2 separate regions of the Homo sapiens genome follow, and region 2 is linked to region 1. Evidence: chromatin contacts called from ENCODE Hi-C or POLR2A ChIA-PET data. All regions are on one chromosome and are shown on one strand. The core of a region is the stretch at or near the end of the contact, and the rest is flanking DNA. Distances in the headings are between cores, read along the strand shown.

Evidence for each region. Hi-C counts contacts between places; a loop is a spot of excess contacts on that map. ChIA-PET counts read pairs that join two places held with the same protein, here RNA polymerase II (POLR2A). Pooled maps may share reads with other maps.
Region 2: a loop to region 1 is called in a map with no recorded cell type, with 13 times the contacts of the local background. The contact joins the enhancer-like site here to the promoter of ZZZ3 in region 1. A Hi-C loop is called at or near these places in 1 of 37 single-sample maps with no recorded cell type and 4 of 50 pooled maps. POLR2A ChIA-PET finds 5 or more read pairs at or near these places in 1 of 52 experiments (WTC11).

The regions. Positions count from the first base shown.
Region 1 is chr1:77,680,736-77,685,300 of GRCh38, reverse strand. It overlaps ZZZ3 (zinc finger ZZ-type containing 3), which reads left to right and starts at 2,643. Exons shown (of 15, transcript NM_015534.6): 1 at 2,643-2,716. RefSeq lists enhancers at 1,388-1,487, 917-1,690, 2,508-2,587 and silencers at 1,638-1,697, 1,708-2,127.
Region 2 is chr1:76,423,326-76,427,890 of GRCh38, reverse strand. The region is part of intron 3 of ST6GALNAC3 (ST6 N-acetylgalactosaminide alpha-2,6-sialyltransferase 3); the gene reads right to left. Among named protein-coding and RNA genes, the nearest start is that of ST6GALNAC3, 350 kb to the right of the region's middle. RefSeq lists an enhancer at 2,043-2,282. Within about 2 kb of position 2,615, at least 4 of the 41 ENCODE cell types and tissues checked have a DNase peak (open chromatin) inside an H3K27ac peak, as active enhancers do.

The sequences.
Region 1 (4,565 bases), core at 1,394-3,893:
GGGGCTGACAACCGATGGCTGGCTGTGGGTATGACTCTTGGCAGCAGCAGCTCAGTTCTTTATTCCTGAAGTGGGGTCTGAAAAGTGCATCTCAAGGCCTACCACAAATAGTATATATCTCATAGGATTGTCAGAAGCCTAAAATAGGGTAACATAGAAAAGTACACAGCATTTGGCCTGGCACATAGGAATCAAAAGCATGCTAAGTATGGTTATTATAATAGGATTTGGCTCTATAAGTAGAAAGAGCAAGGTAGGGAAACGTGTTTATTTTTGTATCTCTAGTCTTAGCATAGGGCACTAGTATGTTTTATCTTTCCTTTTTTATTTTTGAGACAGTCTTGCTCTGTCGCCCAGGCTGGAGTGCAGTGGCACGATCTCGGCTCACTGCAACCTCCACCTCCCGGGTTCAAGCAATTCTCCTGCCTCAGCCTCCCAAGTAGCTGGGATTACATGGGATAACAGGCGTGTGCCACCACACCTGGCTAATTTTTCTATTTTTAGTAGAGACGAAGTTTCGCCATGTTGGCCAGACTGGTCTTTAACTCCTGACACCTCAGGTGATCTGCCTGTCAAGGCCTCCCAAAGTGGTGGGATTACAGGCTTGAGACACCGCGCCCGGCCTCCCCCACCCCCGTTTTTTTTTGACATACTGCCACCCAGAAACACTAGTATGTTCAATAAATACTTGATGTGTTAAAAACATGTAACCCTTTTTCTTGAAGTAGATGTTACTTTGAGTTGAACTCAAAGCTAAAATACAAAACACCATTTAAAACATTTAATAACTTTTATTAGCAACATAAAAGAAGGCACAACACGTATCCACTTGCCCGAAAAAAAAAATAGTGTTGCAAAGGAAAACAAAAGTAATGAAACAGCACTGGACAATTGTCAAAGAAGAGCCCCAGTTAACGGCTTCTACCACTGGATTTTATATTTTTGGAACATAATCTTTATAGCCACGGAAGGAGGTTTAGCTGTTTTTCCACAGCTCATAAATGATGAAGTTATTTATCTTCATTAATGTGTGTTGGGCTTTATTTTCCTACATGCTCAATATAGTTGGTAGATCTGTTTTGATATTACTGAGCACTGCTTTGTGCCAGACACAATTCTGGGGATACAGCAATGAGCAAAACAGTTTACTAAGTCCCTGCTTTTAAAAATTTTACATTTCTGGTGGTGAGGATACTGACAAATAAGGTCTGGAAGTTGTAACTGTTATGAAGAAATAAAAGCAGGTGAAGAGTTAAAGCAATGGTGCAGGTGTACTTTTTTTGGATACAGTGGTCTGGGCAGCCCTCTGAGAAGGGACCTGAAATATGCATCGAACATCGAGGAGTTAAAAAAAATCTGGAGGAAATGTTCTGCCAGAGAAATCGGCAAGCACAAAGGCCCGAAGTGGTTCGAGCCTGCGTGCTGTGGTACAAGCCAGAGGTGAACGAGGCGAGGCAGAAGCACGATCATAAATACATGTATGGATGTTCTCCTGGCTTGAGACCACAGTGCTAAGGGAGGTGGGGTTTACAAATCTCTCAGGAGGCCACAAAGGGCAGGATGAAGCCGATTTCCAATGGCGGAGCTACGAGGACGCCTTTCCTCTGCTAGGGCCAGGTTGGACGGTTGCAAGGGATGGACTGCAACCCGCCCTCGGAAGACCAAACTTCGCCCAGGGGCAGGGACTGGCCGGGGAGGGCCTCGGCGGCGCCCGACCCGCGGGCGCTGCACGGGCCGCGGTTACCAGCAGGCGGTGTAGTGAGCGCGCCTGCAGCAGCAGCAACAGCAGCAGCAGCGGTCGCCGCCGCCGCCGCCGCCCGCCAGTCCCAACGAGGAGAAAGGAGGGGACCGGAAGGAGCCGCTGGTGCTGCGGGAAGTGGCAGGAGCGGGAGGCGGGGACCCACCTGGAAGCGCCGCGGCGCCGCTATCGAGCTTCCTGCAGCGGTGGCCACCCGAGCAAGTGCCGTGGCGGGGGCGGAGAGCGGCCACGGCGGCGGCGCCTCCCCAAGTGGCCCGTTGCGTCCGACCCCGCGTGAAAGGTGAGCAAGAGCTCGGGACACGTGGTGAGGGCCAGACACGGGGGAGGGAGAATGAAGGGGGAGGGAATGGGGGTGGGAAACGATCGGCTTGGGACCCGGATTTGGAGCCAAGTACCGGGAGGGGGTGGGCTGGAGGCGACGACTGCGACGGCTGCGACGGCTGCGACGGCGAAGCCCCCACGTGGGGCGGGGGTGCGCGCGCACGTGTGCGCGGGCGAAAGGGGGGGCGGGGAGGGCTTTTGGGAGGGCGTCGGGAGCGCGCTCGCTCAGTAGCGGCCCACGTGACGGGCACGCCGAAAATGTTTCCACGTGACAGGGAGGCTGCCTGGGGCAGCGCACTGCGCTCTGTTTATGTAGTATAATCGTGGTAATCGGAGGTTTTTAAGATTTCTGCTTTTCTGTACAAGGGGAAAGGAGGAGACGTATAAAGCGGAAAGACTTCCTACTGTCTCAGTGTTTTAAATGTTCACTACTCCGTTAGTGAAGTGCTTTTTAAGTTCCGAAATACTGATTTTTTTCTGTACCGCCATGTTGGGTCTAGTGGAAGCTCGCGAGATGCGAGTGGGTTTGTATCGCGAGATCTCTCGATTCTCGCGGGACCTCGTTGGCAGAGCAGTTGTCCTGGATGGCGGAGCCTTGGGTTCCGGGGGCCTGGGACCTGCAACTCTTTCTACAAGGCAAGTCGTTAGGGAGGGGCCCGGGGCGAGTGCCTCTTGGTGCCGGGATACGTGCTGCATCAGCTTCCCATAGTCTTGAAGGGAATACAGTAACCCCATTGAGGCAACACTGCCCTCCCCATCCCCCTGCGGGCGCTCCACCACCTGCAAAAGCATATGCACCCCTCAGCCAGGTCCTTCTCCCCACGCAGTGATAGTTCCACCCTGTCCCACTCACTGGAAGTCCGGGAGCCGTGCTCGCGCAGACCTGATGATTCCATTGGATACCGTTCCTCTTACTTTAAGATGTTCTTGTCAGTTTTTCCCTTCTTGCCATTTTCTAAAGTATTCCAGACCGGTTAACTATTGTGTCGCGTTTTCTGCTGCAGTACCTGACTCCAGTCTCCTGAAACAGAACTCCTCCCATCTATTTTCTCTGGGTGTCATTTACTCATCACCCTGACTTCGTATTTTCAGTAACTTTTGGCAGTATTTGGAGGGCCCATTATGTCTCTGACAACACCTGTGGTCAGAATAAAATCCTGCTTTTCATCATTTTGTACGTGCCTATTAACTCAGTTATCGGTAGGGTTTTAATTACTACTGTGTTACTGAGGTTGCCATCTTTGAAGTTTAGGGATGGTTGTTTTAGGTTATATATTTAAGGTAACAGACTGTTTCATGTGATTTTTTTTTTTTTTTTTTTGAGACGGAGTCTCGCTCTTGTCGCCTAGGCTGGAGTGTAGTGGGGCGATCTCGGCTCATTGCAACCTCCGCCTCCCGGGTTCAAGCGATTCTCCTGCCTCAGCCTCTCGAGTATCGAGTAGCTGGGATTACAGTCGCGCTTCACCACGCCCGGCTAATTTTTGTGTTTTTAGTAGAGACGGGGTTTCACCATGTTGGCCAGGCTGGTCTCAAACTCCTGACCTCAAGTGATCCACCTGCCTTGGCCTCTCAAAGTGCTGGGATTTCAGCACTGTACAGGCGTGAGCCACCGCGCCCGGCCTCAGGTCAACTTTTTAGTAAAGAGCAAACTCATAAATTTTGGCATCAGAGTTTGAGCTTTATTTTTCTTAAATGAGTTTGAAATCAATTTAATATTTCTCTCCAATTCCCTAATGTCTCAGAAGTGAATTTACAGTATACCTTTGTTTTTTCGTATTCTTAAGTAGTATTTGGATTTTATTTAGTAGTTGCAGTACTAAATAAGGAGTGGGGAGTTAATTACAAAACGAATCAGGTGACTAGTTAATTTATTCATAGTTTGTTTTTTAAAACTACAAAAGTGTTTTTTTTTCCTATACATAATACAGAGAGGTATATAGTATAGAGTAACACAGTGCTTGTTTCACGGTACCACAAAGTTCCATTCCTCAGTCTTAAATCTCTGTAACCAGCCTTTGTGGTTGCTGTGTATCATTCCAGATATTTCCATATTTTGGTTTAGTTTTTGTTTCTTAAATGAAGGGGAGAAAGTGTTGTTTTAATGGGGTACCAACACAATATTGGCAATCAGTAAACATTTTTTAACTAAATTAAATTTTTATTTAGTGATATATGCCTGTTTGTCAAGACTTACGTATGCATACTTACGCAGATTTTTTTTGTTTGTACTGATTTTTTTGGTAGTATAATCTTGTGAAAATATCACAAGTAACTTATTTTTGCAGTAAAGTTGATTTATTGTGCTTGGTAGCTTTGCACAGAAAGAAAGTACATGTAAAACAAGATTTAAATAAATTAATGTTTTATCACTTGAGTTTTATATTTTTATCTTTAATGTGTGTTATGTATTTAACTTTATATATTATATATTCTAAACTGTAACCTAACTATATAGGAGTTTTTCAGACGTTTTAAAAGTTTATCA
Region 2 (4,565 bases), core at 1,366-3,865, 1.3 Mb after region 1:
CTGGTTGGTTACTTACTATGCAACTAAGGTTGGTTGCATTACATGGTTCTGAGGTCTCACATGGAGACAAGACAGGCCCTTCGGGGCTTTTCTGTAGCCCTGTGAAACTATATCTGTCTCCCCCAACTGCAATGGGGTTGTCTCAGTTATCTCTGAATTCCTGGCAATGTGCACTTAAAAATTTTGTGGCAGAAATTAATGAACTAGATAGATTTAAGCCCAAAAGTTCAAAGTAGCTCATATTATCCAACTTGATGGTAAAACTAACCTAATTTTAATATGGACCAGTGTCCCTCCCCAAGAAAAACTGTTGGTCCAGGTTCTCGATAGATATGTACTCATATAGTTTGGAGATACGATTAATTTTTTTATTTTTCCATGGAGGAGAATCAAGAATCCTTGCACATATTGGGTCACTGGTTCTCCAGGCATAGGAATGTGTAAGACACACTTGGGGAACTGTTTAAATGCAGAGCCATTCCCAGAGGTTCTGAATCCACAGGGCTGAGAGGCTATGTTTCTAGCAGAACCCTCCAGAAGATTCTGAAGCAGATGGTCCCCAGAGCACATTTGAGAAATACTCAACCTGGTGCTCAATTCAATGGTGGCAGTCCTTGTGAGCCAGTAAACATGACACTAGCCTAGGATTCATAAGACCCCATGAATGAAGTTTCACTACAAGAGGTGGGACTTGAGAAAGTCACTAGATTTGCCCTGGTCTTAGGTTTCCTTACCCATTAAATAAGTGTGTTGTGCTCACTTCTGAGTTTCTTTGCTGAGATCTCTGTACCACTAAGGAGACCATGAAGTTGGCAACAGAGATTCTTGAGCTATGCATGAAATTCCAAAAAGCCAAACAGTAATCATTTATTTACCCAATACAAAATCTTATTTGAAACATCTACTTTTTTGGATTAAATTATATCACCTCAATGTTCCCCTGGTTATCAGAATCTCTCATGAAAGTTAAACAATCATGTGCCACACAGTGACATTTCAGTCAGAGATGAGCCGCATATATGACCATGGTCTCATAGGATTATAAACGGAGCTGAAAAATTCCTATAGCCAACTGATGTCGTAACTGTCATAGCATCATAGTACAACGCATTACTCATGTGTTTGTGGTGATGCTGGTTTAGGTAAACTACTGCATGTCCAGCCATATAAAAGTATAACACATACAATTATGTACAGTATATAATACTTGATAATGATAATAAACAACTATGTTACTAGGCTTATGTATTTACTTTATTTTTCATCATTATTTTAGAGGGCATTCTCTCTCTCTCTTTCTCTCTCTCCCTATATATATATATATGTACAGATATATATATATATATCTGTAAAACAGCTGCAGGCAGGTCTTTCAGGCAGTATTCCACAAGAAGGCATTGCTATCATAGGAGATGACAGCTCCATGCATGTTGTTGTCTCTGAAGATCTTCCAGTGAGACAAGATGTGAAGGTGGAAGACAGCGATATTGGTGATGCTGACCCTGTGTAGGCCTAGGATAATGAACTAACAATCCCAAACAACCTCATGTTACCCACTCAACAACTGGGTAGTGTCACCTATGTGTGTCAGATGCTATTTGAGGGGGCAGAGAGGTAAACAACAAGTTATGCCCTCATGGTGCTTACAGTCTAATAAGGGAAGACAGAAAATAGCAAACACATATCAGGCCATAACAAGTAACATAAAGGAAAATAGAGTTTGAAAAGCAGAAAAGGGAGAGTTGGGGGTGGGAGAGTGTTGTCAAAAAAGGGCTCTCTTATAAGGCGACATTTGAATCAAGACCTAAAGAAAATGGGGCAAAAGTCATGTAGATTTCTGGAGGGACTCCAGAAATCCTGAGTTATAGAATATATGCTTTTCAAAACAGGAAGATGATTCATCGTCTATATTATCATAAACTTTACTTAAGCTAACATATTTATGAGCTCATCTTCTGGGCTGACTCCAGGATTATAGACAAAGCACATGGTCTTGATTTCTTAACAGGGCTGTGGGCAACACAGTGAAATCTCTAGTCCATTGATTATCTGACACTGAGGTAAAGCCTGGATTTTGGCACAATACTTATTTTTGCTGCCTCAAGAACATATCTTAGTTCACTTTCTATCCTTGTGGTCAAGACATTTTTAGTTCACTTTGAGATTTGGTCTCTCTCGGCAAGGTTTCTCAGCTACTTTCATTTCTTCTCTACTGACATCCTGATGAACATGGTTTATAAATATTAAAAATAAGGAGGTGAGACCAGATGCAAAGAACTTGCCAATGAATGTCAGAAGTTCCGACGAGTTCCCAGTAAAATTAGAGAATGTGTTTCAAGTATCAGTGGATTCCCCACATCTAGAACAATGACTGACACCTACTTAGCACCCAGGGGATATGTGCTCAAGGAATGTTTGTAAAAGACTGCATTTCTGTGCTGCCTATCTCAAACCAAAATAAAAGCTCTGCCTTAAAAAAAGAGCTTGGTGTGAGTGTACGCGGGTGAGGGCGTATGGTTGTATGTTAGTAAACAGGATGTTTTCTCTTTTATGAGAAACACAGCAGCTGCTAGTTACGCTCCTAATAGGGGAAGTTGCTACTTTTGCATCCTTGAAAGCCCCTATTTGCATAGGCGCTATACAGAAGGCAGACATTAGAAATGAAAACAGTATCTGATCACCAAATCTCACTGGCACTGAAAAGTTCTGCCTCTAGTTTGTGATTTTTGAAATGTGGATGTGCTGACAACAAAATTAACTTCTCCAAAGAGCTGAGAACTCTCATCATCCCTCTCACTATAATTTACATGACTTGACAAAATTAAACTGTTATTTTCATCGGGGTGATCTGCAAAATCATAAAACGATGTGTATTTTTGGGAATGCCTAATTAACTCTCCTTAGTTCCACTGAGATTTCAGCTACGAATATAAGCATTGCAAATATCACGGAGGTGTTCACATCTAGCTTTAGCAACCACAAAGAGACTCAAAGGACTCAAAACAAAAATCTCTTTAGAAATCAGACAAGGATGAGAATTCAAATCAAATGGTGAACCTATGGGGTAAAATCAGGTATACACTGATTTGCCCAAACTTGCCTTGCATCAAATAGCCAGAAATACTTGAATAGGTGAAGCCAATATTAAGAATCAAAACAGCAGAATTACAGACCTACATACACAAGTCCATCTTTAGTAACAGTTTTAATCACAAACATTAACTAATATCGACCAAGCTGTTTGTCACAAAAGTTTGCTTTAACATATAATCAGCATCTGAAGTGAGAGCCACATTTCCTCAACAATTGCCAGCACCTTGTGTCATACTTATAAATAATGGGTTACTCCTATTGAGCACCATCTGCTTAATAGAGAAAAATGTTCATCTTAATTAGGAAACTCTTCTTATTATTTAATATTTATTGAACACCCACAATGTGCTTGGCAGCAAAAGCACCAGGAACATGATCTTTGCCCACCAAGAATCCACCTGCTAAGGAAATATGATGAACCAGTTATATAGTCATTTCTGTTTCTTAACACATTTTATGTATCTCTTTCCAGATGACAGAACTGCCAATGGTTCACTTTTGGAAGGGTCTTCTCTCCCAATTAAGATGGGATGGCGAGCTGTCAGATGAGTAATGAGTGAAGTAAAGATAAAGAGAAGATAAAGAGCAAATTAATTACAATCACTATGAAGCAAAAGTGAAATTTGCTCAATGGAATAAAATTTAATGCACTCCTAAATAAAACCAACTGTGTTTGCTATGAACTCACAGGTTAAGACTAGAAGACATATCAGAAATATAGAACATGTCATGAAAAAGTCACCTTGGAATAGCAACCATTCTTTGTTTTGCATTTACCTTCGGAGCTTTTGTACCTCCACAATGATACAGCTGATGTAGTGTAGGACACTCATTTCATTACGAGGATATTAACACCTTTGTTAGTAAAGATTTAATGGTCAAAAATCTACTATCAACTAGAAGAATTAAGATAGATTGACAATCCTTCCCAAAAGCTCCCAACTATATCCCCTTCTCTCTCTACTACCCTCCAATCAACAAAAGTTCAAGAAAATTTCATAAGTTTAATATTAAAACTGTGTAGAGAAGTATTTTAGGAGAGAATAAACAACCTATTCACGTCAGAAGAATGTTATTACATGCCTGTAATAGTGCCTTTGCATGAGTTATCTAGTAATAACTTTAGTTCTCCTTTTAGTGAAGATTATAAAGAAAAAGAAAATATGTTTTTGCTCCAATTGTTGAATATCTCAGATAAGACTGTTTTCCACATTCTAAATTTTAACCAGTTCTCTGCTCTGCATGGTTTCCATGTTTCTGTAAAGGGTTGCCTATCCATTTTGCCAGTAGAGCTTAATAAATGTTTCTGTTCTTTTTCAATGCTTCTCATTAAATTGTATGCTTCCCTCATACCACCTTCTTCATAAAAAAAGCATACAATAAATGAAAAAGAACGCTTGGCTTTGGTCATAATATTCCTTTCTTTTCAGCAATGCCAATCGCAGGGCTAGAAACTCCAAGGAAATGGCCCT